Regions from separate parts of the Homo sapiens genome. Here region 1 is linked to region 2. Evidence: chromatin loops called from intact Hi-C (ENCODE). Cell type or tissue: Caco-2. All regions are shown on one strand. Each heading gives the region's core, and the rest is flanking DNA. Links, peaks and the distances in the headings are about the cores only. Region 1 has its middle 130 kb from the start of GPR101. Region 2 has its middle 360 kb from the start of ZIC3.

Region 1 (5,385 bases), core at 156-5,155, 760 kb before region 2:
CTTTTAGATCGTTTTAAAAAGTTGATCACTGAGTCAATAAACATGCATCTTTTAAAGCTTTTGGTCTAAAATTTCCAAGTTATCTAGGGTCTTATTTTGTATGAAGCATACAGGGCTCCTGTTGGAATATGGAACTGAATGAAGGAAAAGATGGAAACCAGAAGCATTTTAGAAGTGTCAGTATGAAGTGTGTGTCCACATGAATGGATGAAATTTTAATTGAATCTAAATCTTCTGTATCAAATCAGAGAAGTCTATATTGCACCTCCCATGGATTCATGTCTGAGCACTTGAATGATGACCCCAAAAGAGTAGAGTGTTATCAAGTCTTGGCTAAAGGAGAGATTATATGCAGCAAGAACAAGCTCTCAGGTTGAGTGACCAAGGTGCTCTCTAAATTGAAATCATGTTGAGACTAAAATCATGTGTGCCCCATGAGGAGACTATCAACCCTGACCAATGTCCTCTGGGAGAATCTGGGATTCAAGACAAGATGTAGATGTGAGTAGCTGGTAAGGTCAAGGCACCAAAGTGAGATAAAAGAGGAGCCTGAGAAGTGAGTTTAAGAAAGACTTTTCTGGCCAGATACCTTTCATCCCTCCACCTTCAAAGAAGTCTGGGCTATTGGCCATGGCTGCCCTCCCCACATATGGCAACTGAACACAAGGTCTAGGAGGTATCATGCTGGAAAATGCATACACACATGGTTGCAACCTCTACTCAGTTTCTAAAATCACTATTTTTGGTGATTTAGTCTAAGCCCTGAAGCCCATGAGCAAGGGGACATTTGCTCTGCCTTTTGATTTGACAACAGGATAACCTGTGCAATAAATTGCTAAGCCTGGAGAACAATGACTGAGTCAAATCCTGTGGTGGCTAGATTTTCTTCTAGCTGCACTTCTCACTCCATTGCAAATCAAGGGAATGTGAACATTGCAAGGGGAATGGGACCATAGAACTATTAGGTTTTCCTCCAGCTTTGAGGTTTTATGAGTTGATAGGCATGTCTGCATATGACTTGATCATAAATGGAGAACATCCGGCAAGCTCAGGGCATCTCATGGCAGTCAAGCTCATGGCAGTCAAGCTCATGGCAGTCAAGGAGATTTAGTGTGTGCATGTGGGTGTTTATCCATTGATTGGAGGGGAAAGGCTCCCTCTTGAGGCTGGAAATTACTCTTTTCTTAGCAGAAAAGCAAAAAAGAGAAATGAAGGAGTTTGGAGGAAAAGGAACATTTGAGAGTTGGGGGGTGGGGGTTGGTGGGGAGAGCCTTTGCCCCCGACAAAATGAACTTAGTAATGGGAGGTTTGGAGTTAGTGAGGCAGGCTGACTCACAGCTGGAACAGTAGGTGACCTCTATGTGGCCTCCAGATCCCACAAAGAGACGGTCTATTGAAGTTTTGAAGTGGGAAAGTCAGGAGGGCAGGCAGCAGAGGCAATAAAGCCAAAGTGGAAAGACTCTTGGCTCATAAGAACAGAAATTTGGCAGCATGGGGGTGATGGGGAGCTTGCCAGCTTCATATACCAACTACTGAACAAATGTTGTTAAATATTGCTTGCTGTGAATTAAACTTCTCAGTATAACTCTTTGCCAAGAATGTTCAATAAGACATGGTGCATGGGCAAAGAATACCACTTGATTAATGTAATAGATATGCTCAGGTATAACACACACTAAATAAAATAGAATATTCATGAAATTCTTACTATGGATGCTTCATCATAGTCAAAGACAGCTAAAGGGTATGTGTGTGTGCATGTGTGTGTGTGCATGCCCATGCATGTGTGGGTGTTGCTTCTCTAGAGGGTTATAGGCATATGTTGGGAGAGCCTATGAACCCAAAGCTGAGGCTACAATTGAGAAAGAGAAGTCAGGAATGTTTCCCAGTAATTAATGTTTACTTGAATCATTAATTCACATAATACTTGTTGTATATTTACAGTGTACCAAGTGCTGCCCTGGGCTCCATATTTTATGTAAATGAATAAGACCAGGTTTTTGGCCCCAGAGGAATGCACAGTTAGAGGAATGAGACAATGGCATACAATGTTATAAATACTGATAGAAGTTAGCTCAAGTATTATGGGGGTTTAATCCACTCTAGAGAAAATGGAGTAAAGGAAGAATTCTCTGTGATGGTGGGGTAAATGAAAAGCTTTTAATGAACAGGTGATAGAACCCAGTGAGAGGGGGCCTAACTGGGTCAGCCACTAGGGGGCATGTGAGTACGGGTCTGCAACTGGGAAAGAGGCTCCTGTTGATGGCTTCTGGTAGCAGTAGGGAGACTGTTTCCCTTAAATAGGAAACCAGAGAGGAAAGGATAGTTTTTCTGCTCTTGTCTCTCCATTAAAGCAAATGGTTATTTTATAGGCAAACTGACAGGTATTTGGTAATTGAGGGGGAAACGGTGAGCTTGTTCCTGAGGTGGTGGATCTCACTAATGTGGGTCCCAGTAGATTTAGGCTAGGTACACATGGCTGGAAAGCTTAGCAAGATGGGAGAGATGGCAGCAAGACACATGCCAGGGACCACAGGGAGCCCAGCACAAGAAGACTCCTGCTTCCCTAGTAACCAGAGGTCATGTACAGAGTCAGGGTGATGAAGGGGATTTTGGCTTCCATGTGCAATCCAATTTCTCTTAAAGTCATCCCATTTTATATCCTGATTTAGCTTTAATTTTTCCAGGCCTCTCCAGTGTGTGGGAAGTCATGGGACTGAATTAATAGGGATAATCTAAATGTCCTTAGCTGGTGCCTCCATCCACCCAGTGTGGCACCCAAGCCCCTAGATTCATCAAGTCTAGACACAGAAGTCCCCAGGGAGACTCACGGATACTCACAAACAGTCCTCTCATGGTTTTCTCATTCAGGTCCTAAGCTGAGCTTTCCGCTAAACTTGTGTTAACAGTGTTCTGAAGAATAGGAGGATATTTTATTTAATTTTGTGTGTGTGATAATGGCAATGTGATTTTGTTTAAAAATAAATTCATATCCTGAAATATTTATGGATGAAATTAAATGATATATAGGATTTGCTTCAAAATAATATGTAAAGTATAGACAAAACGAGATTTTCCAATTGATAATGATTAAAGCTGCGTGATAGGCACATAGGGGTTCATTATACCATTCTGTCTAATTTTATATATATTGGAAAATTTTGTAATAAAAAAGAGAGGAGAATATCATATGAGTTGATAAGAATAACATTTATTCATATAGAGCTTGTTGGACCAGGTGAATCAGGATTTCCAATTCCCTGTCTCCAATAGTAGCCTGAATGCTTTTGTAGAATTTATTGAATGTAAGATGTATACCAAAGCAAGGTGAACACTAATCCTTGAAAGAAAATGAGGGATACATTACATGTATCAGAAGTTGGGAAGACCAGAAGGATCCTGGAACAAGAACAAACTAAGTTGTCAAGATTTGCTTCAAAAAAGGAATATGTGTGTGTGTGTGTGTGTGTGTGTGTGTGTGTGTGTATTTTTTTTTCATTAGTTCTGTCCCTCTAGAGAACCCTGACTAATACAAATGGCTAATTACAAGGGTATTTTATATGTATACTGACAAGAAGACACCCAGGGTAAACCTAAAGACTGTTGAATTCACACATTTAGTTCTCACTACTAGAATGTTGATGACCAGGTGCAGTGCCCTAGGCAGCCTTCTTCAAATGTGATGGGGCCAATCCTTGCCTTGCTTGCTCTAGCACAAGTGGTAGTACCTCTCCCAGTATCTTTGGTGGAGTGGGGATGCCCCAGGTTCAACATCAAGAGATTCCCTGAAAGCGGTTTCATGCCCATTGAGAGTTAAGATTGCAGATGTTTACATCATTAGTGTGATTTACTTGTCCAGTTCCCAAAAACAGCTGTGTGGGAGGTTGGCATGGTGAAGATGTGGTTGGATTCTGAAGCAATGTGTGTGATGAGAAAATACATTTCTAAAAATGCCAAATGGTTAGATAAAACCCTCCTTGTTTCTTTGGAACTGTGATCAATGTCACTTGATTTTCCTTTCTTCTTCCTCCATTGCTGAGCTGGTTGCTCTCCCATGACATTTGGAACCATTGAAGGGTAGTTCCCCGCATTTTTAGTGGCTGTTAAACAGGTTTCCACAGTGAGAGGCTGAGGCAAACTGAAATTTATAAAACTACTTGTTATAAATCAAGACCACGGAAAAAGCGGCAATACCCTAAACTGTCTAACTGTACACACATCTTCCTTCAAGTTCCTTACAATAGCTGTGAAGCAAAATCTATATGACATATCGGGCAAATCCCACCTGCATATCAGGGTGCAGTTTTAGCTTCTGCAAAGTAGTTTTGCAGAGGAAATATTCCAGGTCACAACGCATTATTCAAAACAATAGCCAGTAATATTTAAAACAGAAGATCATCAAAAGAGGAAGAATTTGGCAGAAGGGCCCCAGTTCTAACATTCTTTCAGTTGACTGACCAATTTCCTGGCTATCCTGCTCCATAAAACAGGATTGTACAAGGAAGAGAAGTGGTCATGTCACCTCTTGTGATTGCTCAGGAGGCAACAGACAGCTGGTGAGGCAAGCGGGAGGTGGGAGTACCCACAAGGAGCTGACAGGAAGGAAGTCAGGACACTGAATCCCACTCCTGAGTAAAGAATTCTGAAAAGAGAAAATTATTTCTCTTGGTTTCTTTCACTCATTTCAAAGTCTCATAAGCTTGTAAGGAAATTGTCAAAGATGCTCTTATATAGGCTACGATCAATCAGATATAGAGTTAGTTCCTAGGAGTTCTAATGCCGATACTGGAGACCCACCTATAATCACCTTCTCTGGGCTCCTTCAGCACTCTGTACTCTTTACAACACTCATTATATGGTGTGGTGATAATTTATTTGTTTCCATGTCTGTCTGTTCGCCAGCTAGATTGTGCCCTCCAGGGAAGATACCTTATCGAATTAACCTCTGTATCCTCAGCACTTGACATGGTGACAGGCATAGAATAATAATTCATTAAATGTTTTTCAACGAATGGATGAATGGATGGATGGATGGATGGATGGATGGAATGAAATATAATGTCATTTTCTCCATTCAGTAGCTGGAGCTGGGAATGGGTAGATGAATTATTTCTTTTCGGGATCCAAGCTTCTCTAACATGGAAACCTAATAAATGTTTGATTGAACTCAGCTAGCATATGAGCTCTTACTATGTATTAGGACAGTTCTAGAAATAGTGTGGGGGATTCTAAAGAAGTACAAGATGGTTCCTGTCCCCCAAACCACTTTCAAAGTCATTGAACATACAAAGTGATAAACCCATGAAATAAGCAACAGAGAAAGTGGTGTTATAACCAAGGACTAGACGGTTGATAATAAGTTCTACAGAAGTTTATAGAAATGAG
Region 2 (5,385 bases), core at 306-5,305:
AAATGTATTATTATTGAGTTTAGAAGTGATTAACCATGGTCTCCTGAATGGGTAGAAATAGAGGTGAAAGCATCTGGTGGCAAGAATAGGGAGGTATACAAGGGCGGGAAGGTCCGATGTCCAATGGGGGTGGGAGCATATGTTTAGTGGGACTGAGGAAAAAGAGAGCTTGGAGTCTCTTGCAGACTGAAGTAAGGGAGGGAAATTTTGAGGTTTAAGAATTTAGAGTAAGAACAGTTTCAGGTGACAATAAGGTCATGATGTGGCCACTAAGATGATTGGTAAGGTAGAATACAGATGAAGGTCATTGGAATAAAGGGGATCAAGGCCAGTGTCATGAATGAGTTATCTACATGAAGGTTGAAGTTATTCAGGAGGTAAGGGGATCTGGTGGAAAGAAGATGGTAATCTGGATTTCAGAATGTTTAGTGAATGCAGTGGAAAGCCTGGGAGAGAGATCTGAAGATGACTCTGAAAAGTTTATCAGTCAAATAATGAAGGCTTCAAAAGAGGAGGAGTTATTGATGAAAAGAAGCCTAGAAGAGTCTGGAATGGGGAGTCTGGAAACGCTTGCCAGTCTTTTTACCCCAGGATATATAGAGTGTGGATGAATGAAGGAACTTTAGAGCTTTGCTAACTCAAGTGCAGCTTGTAAACCAACAGCACCCAGTATCATCTGGGAGCTCATTAGAAATACAGAATCTCAGGTTAAACCTCTGACGCGCTGAATCAGAATCTGCATTTTATCAAGATTTGCAGGTGACACATCTACACATTAAAGTTCAAAAAACACTGCTAAAGTGGTTATGAAGGAAGTGTCCCTATCAGAAGAAAACTAAATTTTAATGAAGGGGTAATAGAAACTTTACAAGAGATGTGTTACCAAGGCCTAGGGGTGAGTGGAGCTGAACCAAGTAGAGAACTAACCAGTTATAACTGGAACTAAGGTGTGAACTTAAACTGCTTAAGAGTGGAATTGGGTGTGGTACATCCAGGCAGGTGATCTTTGTCTTGGTCTAGCTTCATGTGGTGGAGAAAACTGGGCTGGCTGTGGCTGTTCAGGTGGGTTGATGAGCCTTTTTGAAAGGCTCTTCTTAAGTAAGAAGAACATCTGTGCTCATCGTCTGTAGCTTGGGTTGTGGCTCATGCCTGGTGGAATTGCTTATAATAACGAGGCTTCTTGCTGTGAAATTGAATTCATGTTGAAAGGCAATGTGAACATTTCCTGTTAGTTGATGAGAGGGAGTAAATCCTTCATGAGACGATGTGTTTCGAGACCATAGCATGCAAGTTAAGTGTGCAGTGGTGTTGCCAACCCAAATCTTTAAAGGATTTTTGCCCCAGAGATTTTGAGCTGGGCCTGGGAAAAAGTTGACAATGACAACAAATGCCAGAAGACAAAGGTGCTTCAAGCTGAAAACTTGGCAAAGTTGCCTTTAGCTTTTCAGAGTTTTGTTCACTGCTTTTTCTTTCTGTATTTATTTCACTAGCCTTACCATTTCCCCTTCCAAATAAGAGGTGAATATTAATTTAGGCAATATTAATTAAAATAACCTGAAAGCTTAAAGCCATGGCTATAACATATACTGGCTGAACATATGTGCATGTAAAAGTATCAATATTGAAAGCCCCTGCTGTGAAAAGCCATAGCAAAGAATTTTTAGCAGACTTACTTCTGGGATCACTAATGATTAATTAGTGTGTATCATAATGTAAAGCAAATGTCACCCTAGCTACCTGGGGTTGCTGTCATTTGAGAGTGGAGCAATTTCCTGTTGATCACCAACAGTAAAATGAAAACTGCCTGCCATCTTGTGGAAGATGGTGGGTATCTCATGCCCAGGGAAAAAAGCAAGTGAGCCTTCTAGACCCTTCTTGCATGTTCTCTTGGAAGACAATAAATTTATTGTCTCTTGTAGAGAACCATAATAAGAATTAAAATGGAAAGAACACATTTCAATTAAAAATGCACAATTATGTTTCCTTTCTCATTATACATTTCGAAATCAGGGCATCTAAGTCTAAATAGTAAACAGAGTCTTTTCATCGGGTGGCCGTTCGTTGAAGAATTGTGATTTGGCCTGACCTGCTCAGTTTATTGGCTAGCCTCAAGAGAAATTGTAGCTGAATAAGTATTTCAGATCACTACCTGAGAAGCAAAGTACAGGCTATGAAATGGTGAACTGAATGCCAAACCAGCAGTTCACGGATTTTTTGATTTAAGCAGGATTCTTAGAGCACTCAGGAGTTTAACCTGCTCCTGGGTAGCCTTTAAATGGTTCTGCCCAGGGCAGCCATCAGCTCAGTTGATTACTGTAACTCCCTCAATCCCAGGAAAATTTGTGTCCTGGGGAACAAATAGTTATTTCCTAACTCCAATCACAATTGAGAAAACAATTGAACCAGTAAAGTGTTGCTTGGAGGAGACAGGTGAGCAGAGCAGTAGAGGGAATTGTTGTTTGGAAAGATCAGGAAAATAAGACTGTCTCCAAGTTCCTTAACAGGTGGTTTTTGTCAAATTGAGGTGGGGGGAGTTAAGTGGCTATTTCATTAAATTGATTGGTCAATTTAGTCAAAATGGACAATTTGGTAAGCTTGTATAGACCCAGTCAGAGTCGTTTTTGGAGGCTCTTTAACAACCCGGATCTAATCCAGTCTATGTGTCCAGTCCCTGGTAGTGAGTGTATTTTCTCTCTTTCTCTCTCTCTCTCTGTATCTAAGTATGTTTTTTATGTGTCTATCTATGTATTGACTTTAAATATCAAATTTCACTTCCTGGTTTCAAGTACATATATCTATTTCTCACTTTCTTGCCATAGTACAGGAGCTGATTTAGTGAGATCAAAATTTATTTTAAAAATATGGTCTCCCACTACAACCATGCTTGACTAGCTTCGCATTTATGGCTGGGCGCAGTGGCTCACACCTGTAATCCCAGCACTTTGGGAGGTCAAGGCAGGTGGATCACGAGGTCAGGAGTTCAAGACTGGCCTGACCAATATGGTGAAACCCTGTCTTTACTAAAAATACAAAAATTAGCTGGGCGTGGTGATGCGTGCCTGTAGTCCCAGCTACTCGGGAGGCTGAGGAAGGAGAATCACTTGAACCCAGGAGGCGGAGGTTGCAGTGAGCAGAGATGGCGCCACTGCACTCCAGCATGGGTGACAGAGTGAGAATCCATCTCAAAAAAAAAAAAAAAAAAAGGAAGAAGACTATGCATTTAAAATAAAAATAATACATCTCTGTTGATGGATGACTTGGGACAGTTTTCACGAGAACTTAAAATGATTTTTGCTATTTTGCAGCATATATTTTAATTGAAAGACATCCATGCACACTTTCCACAACAAATAATTATAGGGTAGTCAAACACAATAGAACATTCAAACATTTATTATTCAGTAACGAGGTTATATACGAACAGGAAGCCAAAACTTCTCCAATGGTTAGCTACTTGTAAAGGTAACTCTATAATTAGGTACATTCTACAATTTCATATAGCACCTAGTTACTGAGTAAATATTCATGCAAGTGTCCAATTATTTTTGAATTGCCCTATATTGTCACAGTTACATGATCAAAAATGAAAGGAATAAAAAATACTACATGCAAGCAGTAGAAAATAGATCATTTAGTGGCCTTTCCTTCATACTTTTATTTCATTTCTTTACTTGTGAGAATTCCAAAATGTATCCTCTTCTTGTAAATACTGACGCAAGCATTCTTATACCTACTAGTTAACCAGAACTGAAAACTACAACTCCCAAGAAGCTCAGCAGCATCCTGATACAATGATAGCTGGCAGTAAAGAAAACAGTTTAAATATTTTGTAGTGATATCATTCTCTCTTTGGATATGTGGCACAAGAGTACATTTTTTTTTGATACACAGTAAGCATAAAACCTGATAAGCAAGCTGAAATCAAACCAATGAAGGAAAGTTCTCATTTTCAATTATGCTCTTGACAAGGTGTGTTTTATTTTGCTTTTTAATCGTTTATTTTTTAAGGATGTGAGTTTTAAATGTACACTCTTTTAAAATATGAATGTAACTATGTATTTTACCTATAATAATACATGTCACCCGGGAGCATTTCAATTTTTTAAAGGCACTTAGAATTTCACAAAGAGTTGGAATTTTGAATACCAAAATAAGAATTCATGTTTTCCAGCTGAGATAAAGCTTTCTGATGGGTGGAATACATTACAGGTCCAAAAAATGCAGTGGTGAGAATAAATAAAATAAATTGCTTTCCAACTGCTGTCTTAGTTTTCTTTCCCCCAGCATTAGATGGTATGCATCATGTAATAAGAGCAAGTCCGTTAAGTGTTTTTGCTCTCTGTAATATCAGGCTGCTGGTGATGGACAGAATTGTGTTATAAATAGGGAGTGGATGTGGAAGTTGTTGTTATAAAATCACTTTTTCTCCACTCATTGGAAAATAAGTTCACTTATAGTTATGCTACCATGGGGTAGTTAAACTTTTAACTCATGGAAACATTCTATTAGACCTGACAATATTATGCATTTTATTTGTTTATTAACATAGTGCTTAAAACTACATGTTTGTTACTAAAGATTACACGCCAAACAGGAGATATACAGAAATAGCCTCCTTCTATATATGAAGGACGAGAAATGACAAATCCATCTGCAATTTAAATTTTCTTCTATAGGTATTATCTTAGGTCCTCTTTGTGTGTTTTCTCCTATTTTTCTTTGTGTTAGCTCTATCTTTCTTTGTTTTAGCTGGCTTGTGCAATATGAAGACTCTGCCTTGCTTATAGCTCCTCAGCGGAGGCAGCCTTAATAACATCAGTGTCATTTTGTTTCTCCTCCTGATGTGCCTTTGTTTGATAGGCAGTTTCATTTGGTGTCATTGTTTAGCTTAAGCAGTTGGCACCTGGGGAAGTCTATGGAAACCTTCAATTCGTCAAATCAGGACTGACTGGCAAAAATATCGCTTGCTGATACAGACAGTCCCATATTTGGTTACTCAAAAATTGAACATGTATTTCAGTCTTGATTGGAAAGGAAGTCTTTGAAAGACATGCAGCTGCCAAGGTAGGGGGAGGTGCAGAGAATGGCTGGAGAGGTTTAGGTGGGGAAATCTTCAAACAGAGATGACTTAAGGTATCCAATATTTGCAGTCTTTAAAAAGGGGGTATTTGAGAAGTGACAAAGAGCCTGATACTTTACGGAAAAAGTGGACACTGATTATACAAGAGCCCTGATTATATAAATACTAAAAATTGACTCAATCAGTTGAGTATTTTCAATTCATGACATCAAACAACTGATCTGGCCATCTCCACCCCACCTCAAACCCTAAGGTGACGAAAAGGAATGGTTGTATATACAAACTTTTATCCCACTCTTCAGTGT

The links. Peaks named below come from ENCODE experiments on the same cell type or tissue, not always from the same donor. Only the 100,000 strongest peaks of a DNase experiment are listed, where the experiment ranks them.
Region 1: it touches region 2 in a loop (11-fold over the local background); 2 of 110 quality-filtered maps call a loop at or near these places.

The regions. Positions count from the first base shown.
Region 1 is chrX:137,164,575-137,169,959 of GRCh38, forward strand. No RefSeq gene overlaps it. Among named protein-coding and RNA genes, the nearest start is that of GPR101, 130 kb to the left of the region's middle. In Caco-2, for the core only: no CTCF peak of the experiment used is centred there; no DNase peak of the experiment used is centred there.
Region 2 is chrX:137,924,486-137,929,870 of GRCh38, forward strand. No RefSeq gene overlaps it. Among named protein-coding and RNA genes, the nearest start is that of ZIC3, 360 kb to the left of the region's middle. In Caco-2, for the core only: no CTCF peak of the experiment used is centred there; no DNase peak of the experiment used is centred there.